2 separate regions of the Homo sapiens genome follow, and region 1 is linked to region 2. Evidence: read pairs that join two places in POLR2A ChIA-PET (ENCODE). Cell type or tissue: HepG2. All regions are shown on one strand. Links, peaks and the distances in the headings refer to the core of each region. The heading gives the core; the rest is flanking DNA.

Region 1 (4,398 bases), core at 263-4,262, 120 kb after region 2:
GGGAGGAGACTTTAGGTATTACCTGCTGTGCCCTCTGTCCTGAGCTTTTTTGTTTGTTTGTTTGTTTGTTTGTTTGATAGTGTCATGAGACCACTACCACAAAAATAACCTGTTTATCTGTAAATTCCTTAGTATGAACTCAGCTAATGCCTGTGGCCTATGAGCTGTGTGAATAGAGGTAGTCTGAGTACAGCAATATGGTGTCATGCCATCTTTGGCCTAAACAATCCTGCTCTCCCACTAGGCCCTCTCAGCTCATGTCCTGCTGTCTCTGTCACATCTTCCCTGAGTTCTTCAAATTCCCGCAGCCCCTGATCCCCATGCCATTCACTTGCCATCATTTTCTACTACCTTGTCATTATGAGTCAACGTTTTATGTGTCCTTGTCCTGTTTCTTCAGAGAGAACATGCAGATCATCTATTACTGAGCAAAAGGGGCTCATTTCCCAATGTACTAGAAGCTAAACACTGTGACACTGGGTTTTTAAGAAAATAAAAGCTTTATATTGAAAGTTGACTCCCAAGGAGACAGGAGTCAAGCTCCAATCTGTCTCTTCAGGCTGGGTTTATTTAAAATATATATATGTGTGTGTGTGTGTGTGTGTGTGTGTGTGTCTGTGTGTGTGTATAAATATATATATATGTGTGTGTGTATGTGTGTGTATATATACACATACATATTTGAGATAGGGTCTCACTCACTCTGTCACCCAGGCTGGAGTGCAGTGGTATGATCATGGCTCACTGTAGCCTTGAACTCCTGGGCTCAAGTGATCTTCCCAATTCAACCTCCCACGTAGCTGGGACTACAGGCATGCACCACAACACCTAGCTAGTTGTTTTTTTTTTTGTTTTTTTTTTTTTTTTTTTTGTGGAGACAAGGTCCCACTATATTGCCCAGGCTGAACTCAAGTGTTCCTCTCTCCTTGGTCTCCCAAAATGTTGAGATTATAGGTGTGAGCCACCACAACTGGCCCAAGGCAGTATATTTATTAGAAAAGGTTCAGGGGGTAAATTCTTTTTTCTTTTTGTTTTTTTTGAGACAGGGACTCATTCTGTTGCCCAAGCTGGAATGCAGTGGTGCAATCTTGGCTTACTGCAGCCTCAGCCCTCAACCTCACAGGTCCAAATGATCTTCCCACATCAGCCTCCTGAGTAGCTGGGACTATAGGTGTGTGCTACCATGTCCAGCTAATTTTTGTATTTTTTATAGAGAGGAGGTTTCACCATATTTCCTAGGCTAGTCCCAAACTCCTGAGCTCAAGCAATCGGGCCACTTCCTCCTCCCAACATGCTGGCTGGGATTATAGGCATGAACCACTGCATCCAGCCCAGGGGGTGGATTCTGAGATTAATGGATGATTGGTGGAAGGAAAGGGGAGGTCTGGAAATTCCTTGGGCATGCACAGTTATCTCTGCATGTTGCCTCATGGATTGCATGTGCAAATTCAAGGGGAGGTAGTATGAAGCATGCAGTAGAAATTCAGGCTGTGAGGTCAGCAAGCCCATTCTGTGCACTCTAATTGGCCATCTTGGTTCCAATAGATTTCAGTAGTTATTTTATCTCGTAAGTGGAGGGAGCTTCAGCAAGTTGTTTCTTTAATTACCTGCCATCTTGTGAACTCAAGAATTTCTATTAATCCCTGGTTTCTTTAACTCTTTGGGGCACAGTTTCACATATGTGCATGGACCATGCTTTCTCTTATATTGGTGTCCCTTATAGCTGTGTATTCAATATAATAGCCACTAGCTAAGTGTGGCAATTTAAGTTTCAATTCATTAAAATAAAATTAAAAATAAAATTCAGTTTTTTGGTTGCACTTGCCCCATTTCAAGTGCCCAGAAACTGTATGTTCAGCAGCTATTGTATTGGATAGCACAGGTATAGAATATTTCCATTATTACAGAAAGTTCTGTTGGGCAGTGCTCTTCTATAGCACTTGGTATATGCTGGTACATGCCTGGTGCCTAATTGGTCTCTGCTATGGTTTGAATGTTTGTCCCTAACAAAACTCATGTTTAAATTTAATTGTCACTGTCACAATATTAAGAGGTGAGACCTTTAAGAGGTGATTAGGTGAAAAGGGCTTTGCCCTCTTAAATGGATTAATGTCATTATGGAGGGAGTGGGTTTGTTGTAAAAGGGCGAGTTTGGCCTCCTCTTGTTCTCTTTCTCTCTTGCCCTCTCCACACTTCTTCCTTCCGCCATGGGACGATGCAGCAAGAAGGTCCTTGTCAGATGCCAGCACCTTGATATTGGACTCCCAGCCACTAGAACTGTGAGAAATTTCTGTTCATTATAAATTATCAGTCTCTGATATCCTGTTATAGGTGCAAAATGAACTAATTCCTCAAGAAATATTTACTGCTTGAGCCTTCAAGTTAAGTCTGTTTCTCATGGGTGAAGCCAAGGGTGGTTACAGATATAGAAGAAAACTTATACTTTGCCCAATTCAGTTATGAATTGTCAGAGAGAAAACATTAGAAAAATGAGGAAAAAAGCTCTCACTTTTCATCCTTAGAAGATCAAAATAAGCAAGATTAACCCTGTCTAGTTCTGGCCAACCACATAAGTGAATGTTTAAGCATTCCCCATAATCCTAGATTTTCTAGCTATAACAGTTTTGTCCTTGACTTCTGTGATGCTGAGATCTAAGGAAATGTCACTCCCTTTGTGAATATAATGATCTTTTGAGAAATGCAGTTTTTTCAACATAAGCAGACTTATCTTCTGGGTTTTTTTTCTTTTAAACATCTCTTGATTTTTATATTTCAAGCCACTTTTTTTCTCTTATAAATGTTTTTGCTGACACAGATGAGTAGTTTAGCTGAAGATTTATCTTTTTTAATGCATGAATCCAGAAAATAAGAAGCAGGCGTATCCTATGACAAGGAAATGATGATTACTATCTTGAGGAGATAATGTCACCTCCTACAGAGGCTACTTAGTGATTGAAGAGGTAAAGGGAAGATAGGATTCCTGCATTCTGGAGTGGTATGGTTTTTGATGACTTGGCTTTTCCATCTGTAAAATGTACTTTAAGAATCATTTTCTTATTTTTTGAGTAATTGTTTTTGATGAAGGATGATGAAACATTTGTATCTTTGTCTCTAAATGCTTTTTAAAGTCAGTGCCTCGTTTCAGCATCTCGCCCTGGGTCTTGACTATAGTAGATTCTTGGTCAATGCCTATAGATTGTTTAAGTCCTCATTAAATGTGCATCATGTAACTGCAAGGCCTTCTTCTTGTATCAGGGGCTATAGTTTATAGAACACAGGCAAAGAGCTGGGATTTCTGGTGACCAGGAGCAGTTTAGGAGGATGCTGTTGGATGGGACTGACATGAACCATTGTGGGTGAATGTGCAAACGTGAGTGTTACCACTGTCCCATGTGACTAACCCTCCCCAGCAGGGGCCAGTGGTTTTAAAGGGCAAAGCCATGGGCCTGCTAGATGATGATGGAGCACGAGAGACATGGAATTCAGAGCTAAAGCTGGCAAGCTGGCTCCTCCACCACTTTGCTGGCAAACATGTTGGCCATTTTAGGGTAAGGAGTGGGAGGCCTTGAGAATCTCATGGATGTGTTTTCTACAGTAGCTAGCGTGTCACAAGAGGATGCGACTGGTGAATGTGTACAAAGGAGAAGGGACATGAGGAAAGTGTGCTCTAAATTAACTACCACAATACTTTATAGTATGCCATAGTTTATAGCATATTACAAATTATACTCTAACTGTAGATCACTATAAGCTGGGAACAGGGCAATGCATTTTACCAGTACAATCTGTGGTATGGGTGGTGTTATCCTCATATTGCAGATAAGAAAGATTGAGGCTTAGATGTTTAAGTGACTTCTTGGCACTCACACAGCTGGTAGATTCCTTATCTGGGATTTAGATTTAGATCTTTCTCCAAGTCCATATTCTTTCTATTATTCCTTCTTCCTCTCTAAAGAGGCTCTTTGTGGTCCATTTCAGTTTGGACGTTCTATGATGTTACCAAATATTTTCTTCAAAAGGTCTTTCAAGAAGCAGTTAGAGCTCCAGGAATAGTACAGCTTGAATGTGCTCATCAGTTAAACACATTCACATCTCCCTGGGGCTGCGGAGTCAGGAGAGTTAATTAGCATCTGTCAGGCAGTTCTAAAGTACTTACAAGGGCTCACAGATGACCTTGAGGAACATTTTATTTTGAGGTGGCTCCTAGAGTTTGTTTTATAGATTGGTCACTTTCCACCCCCCTCACTCCAAACTGGGAGCTTTTTATTACAACAGGTCTTTCTCCAGAAGCTGCATCTTTGCTGCAATTTCCTGTTTCAGCTGGCCCTGGCCAAACTGAATTCAGTGTCCTAGACTCTTCCCCAAACAGTGTTCTCCTCTCTTGTGGCTCCTTTTACT
Region 2 (4,398 bases), core at 120-4,119:
GTCCCTGATCTCTGTTTCATTAGCAAATCGTACAGTCCCTTTAGAACCCTTAATACATTGACACTGGTCTTCATGAGAATGTGAGCTCCTTGAGTTATTGATTCTGTTTTATTAAACTGCTCTATCTCTTGGTAAGCCTGGTGTTGGGTCCACAGCAGACGCTTAACTATGTATTGAAAAAACTGAATCAATCTTCCTAGCCACCAGGGCACTGCTGACCCATCGCCAGCCCCTCGAGGACATGCCGTCTCCCTCTTTTTGGCCTAGGCAGTGTTTGCAGAGCTTATGACACAGCTAAATGCAATATCATGCCTGTATTATCTGTGATTGATTTATGCATATTAACTTTTCCCATCTAAATTGTAAGTCCCTTGAGGATAGAGACCTCTAACTCCCACAGTAATGAATATGCTTAATTAATTACTTGGGTTTAATTTATACTTGTTGGTTGAGTGTCGAATATAAACCTTTCACTAAGGGAGATGCTGTGCTAGACTTTCTATCTTTCTTAGTACCAATTTAGTGCTGCAATGTAGAAATAGCAACTGCTACCATACATTGAGCTTCTGTTCAATGTATGGCATTACAGACATTGTATATATGTACAGGTGGAGTTACGGCTATTTCTGATAATGGCTATAATAACAATAGCCCTATAAGGAAGATTGCATCTTCTTCATTTTGCAGATGAGAAAACAAAGGCACAGAGAGGGTAAGTAACTAAGTTAAGATCTCTCAGCCTGTAAGTGGCAGAACTAGGATTTGAATTCAGGTCTTTCCGACATTAGAGACCACAATGCTCAATAACAAATATGTGAGTTTTTATTTCACCCCAGTGGTCAATTGTGGTGCTTTGCACCTAGTGGATACTTACTGGTTACCCTTCAAGAGCTGTTAAGAGCTTTAGTATTACAGGTGTTGAGCATTCAGCTGCCCTGCTCTGTTTCTCAGGCAGTATCCCTGTGACTATGCTGGCACCTGCTGAAAGCCCTGTTCTTGCCACCTCCCAAGAATAGGAGGAACAGACAAGTACATTAGGCCATCTCTGCTGAGGTTCCCATCAGAGTAAGACTTATTTAAGGCAAGGAAAAGGCTTTTCTAGAGGCTTTTTATAGAGAAGAATGAGACCGCTGAGAAGTCACCTAGTCTAGCATTTTAAAACTTGACTCTGCAGTCAGCCAGGCAGATGACACATCAGTTTTATTAGAATAAAAACTGCTTAGTGTGTACCCTAACATTTGGTGGGTGAATGGATTGTTGATCATCAGAATCATCTAAGGAATTTTAAAAAATGTTACTAATTCTCAGTCCTTACTCTAGACCTAACAGATTTTTTGGATTGGGATCAAGTAGGTCGGGTAGTCCAGATTTGGCATCTACAAATTTAATTCCCTTCCATCTTTTTATGGATAAAAGAAAATTGAAACTTAGGCAAACAGGTTTAGAAAAAAGACTTAGTTGTGAGTGAAACAGAAATGCTTTCCTATTTTCTTACCATTTTCTGCAAATGGAGGAGTTTCCCCTTCAAACTTGTACAGCAGGGGCCAGTGAATATAGTGAAAAGCATGACCCTTTAGAACTACTGCGTATTTTATATTTGATCGAATGTTTGAACGCTTGCTTGTGTTCTGTGCTAGGTGCTAGGTTTCGAGTTTCAAGGAATCTTTAGTCTTGCGGGCTCTCAGTGCAGTAGGAAGCATATATAATAAGCAAATAACTGTATTAAAATAACTTTATTAAATAAGCCTCTTTCCGTGGGAAATCATGGACTTAACTATTCTTGGCCCACATACCTCAACAGCTAATATAATAAAGACCCTAATATCTCTATGCTCCCCTTTCTGCCCTATTGTGGCTTGTCACTTGACACAGAATCAGCTGCATTTTAATAATGCAGCAAGCCACAATAGGACAGAAAGGGGAGCACAGAGATATTAGGGTCTTTATTATATTAGCTGTTGAGGGATGTGGGCCAGGAATAGTTAAGTCTGTGATTTCCCATGGAAAGAGGCTCTCATTTAGATTGGTAAACAGACTGATCCAAAGTGCAATGTCCTTGCAGGGACATTTCCCTGGGAGGTTGGAAAGTATTCAAAGGTGATTTGATTTAGCTGCTGTCCAAGCTCAGCTGAAACAGCCCGTTTTATGGGCCTCTTGGACCATTCTGTGAGCTCCAGTGTTATAAGGCGGCATTTTTTTTTTCTTTTTGGTTGGGAGGATGTGATTAAGATAAAGAGAGGAGGAGAAGGCACCAAGGTAGACAGAAAATGATTTTACATATGGCCTCAGTCAGTATGTCTGGCATTATTCCCTGTACTGCTGTCAAACTTTGGGCAAGTATCTACAGTTCTCTAATCTTTAGGCCTCTTAACTGTGAAACAGAGGTAGCAACCTTGTTTGCTTATTTAATGGGATTGTCACCAGGATCAAATGAGATGTGTGAAAATACTTTGAAACTGTAAACTGCACAGTGAAGGGTCCTTTAAATGACTATCAAGAAATCTATTTGGTGATAATGGCATGTGTGTGTCCCAGACATGTGATTCCTAGGCCTGCCTGGAAGGTGAGCTGAAACATTATGATCACAGTGGAGGATTATGGGAAGTTTCAAAGTACAGTTCCTGGGAGGGTGAAGGACTCCTGACTCTGCCAAATACCGGATGTGCTATACCAAACATAATGCTCCCTCTAACAGAAGTTGATGGCATCCTTGGATTCTTTGGGAAGGTGACGCACATTGGAGGAAATGCAACTCAAATATGCCTCCCCAGGCAAGAGAATCCATAGGAAGAAGCTTGTGATGGGAGGATTTACATCTGGAGAGATTAGAGTAGATGGATACAAAGTGATGCTAGTATGTAAAATAATTTTCTACCCACCTCGATAAGATCCTCATAGGAGAAATGATCTTTGTAGAAAGATAAAGTCAAGAAAAAAATACAGAGATTTCTCCGTGACCTTCAGGTCTAGTGAAACACAGGAGAATTGCCTTTGGACAGGATTATCTGATAAAGTGAGATCACGGCAATCAGATGATTATTATTTAATGATAGCACTTAATAATTGCTCAGCCTAATCTTAGCTCATTAAAGCAATATGGAAAGTAGTAGTAAACTTGGTTTGAAACTGTTATTGGTATAAAATATTTTGATGATGACATAATAGGAATCTATAGCATAGCTTCCCAACCCACAGGTCTCCATATTGATTCCTCCAGCCCTGCAAATCTATGAGTGACCCCTCCCAGGTTCCACACTCCTTCAGTTTTCCCCAGTTACCAGTGTTCTGGGTGCCATGGATAAAGGTCTGTTTCTGAAACCAGAGCTCTCTTCTTGCTGAGATTCTCCACTTTGCCTGCATGTGCCCCAATTTCCTTGTTTGCTCTGGCTCTTCTGTCAGAGCTATACACTTACTTGTCTTTTCTTTTGTGATCTCTTTTGACTTGGCGCCTAATGGAAACTTCTGCATCAGTGAGGTCCAGTGTGATAGTAAATGATGGAATATTGCAATATCACGTGTTGGCTGGGATTTCTGGGTCCATTGCTTCATATCCCATCTGAGTTCATTCTGTAGCAGCCATTTACCTAAAATATTTTCCAGGTGTGTGCTTATTATATTAGTACGCTTAATTTGTCTATATTCTTGGGTTTAATCTTTGAAATTTTGAATTAAACTGTATTAACAAAGACAAGTCATTATTTTATTAGATGCACTGTGTTGGTAATGCTTTCCTAAGTTGCCTCAGAAGATCTTCTAATCTTAACAAATGTTTTGTCATATTTTATCCTTTATCTGTCTTATCTATTGATTCTTGCCTAGGACCAATTATTGTAGATATCATACCCGTCTTGGTTACCATTGTGCCTAAACCCAGATACCATTTATAGTTTTATCTAAAAGTCTATGAATGAAATCATACTCTCTTGCTGTCTTATTATTCTAAAAGTGTGATATTTTATGTGAACTAGATTTTATAACAAGCTTTCCTTTTTATAATCTGGCAGCAGTATAAATTGTTGATGTTTATTCTTCTATCCCTTTTACATGATAGATGAATCTGTTCAATTTTGGCTTTTGAGTGACTCATATGTGGTTAGCATTCTGCTGTGGCATTGGGTGGTCTTTAGCATTTTATTGGACTATTTTATGAAACATCTCCAAAGAAATATGTTGGAACTGGTATTTATTACCTTAATCTTATTGTCTGCCTTGAGAAGCTGCTAACTAAATGTTTTCTCCAGCTTTTCCTTAATTGCAGTGTGGTTAATTCCTCTCAACTGCAGGAAGCCAAGGTATTTATAGATTGTTGTTATTATTTTTTGTGGCCTGTAGAAGTAATCGGCATTCAACGAATGCCAAGAACATGCTTGGCATGAAGTAGTACATAGAATTAGATCC

The links. ChIA-PET counts read pairs that join two places held together with the same protein. Peaks named below come from ENCODE experiments on the same cell type or tissue, not always from the same donor. Only the 100,000 strongest peaks of a DNase experiment are listed, where the experiment ranks them.
Region 1: POLR2A ChIA-PET joins it to region 2 with 5 read pairs; 3 of 35 experiments call an interaction of 5 or more read pairs at or near these places.

Annotation. Positions count from the first base shown.
Region 1 is chr1:162,251,019-162,255,416 of GRCh38, forward strand. All of the region lies in intron 2 of NOS1AP (nitric oxide synthase 1 adaptor protein), which reads left to right. Among named protein-coding and RNA genes, the nearest start is that of MIR556, 89 kb to the right of the region's middle. In HepG2, for the core only: no CTCF peak of the experiment used is centred there; no DNase peak of the experiment used is centred there.
Region 2 is chr1:162,129,543-162,133,940 of GRCh38, forward strand. All of the region lies in intron 1 of NOS1AP (nitric oxide synthase 1 adaptor protein), which reads left to right. All of the region lies in intron 3 of LOC105371475 (a long non-coding RNA gene), which reads right to left. Among named protein-coding and RNA genes, the nearest start is that of MIR4654, 25 kb to the right of the region's middle. In HepG2, for the core only: no CTCF peak of the experiment used is centred there; DNase peaks (open chromatin) are centred at 2,079 and 2,619.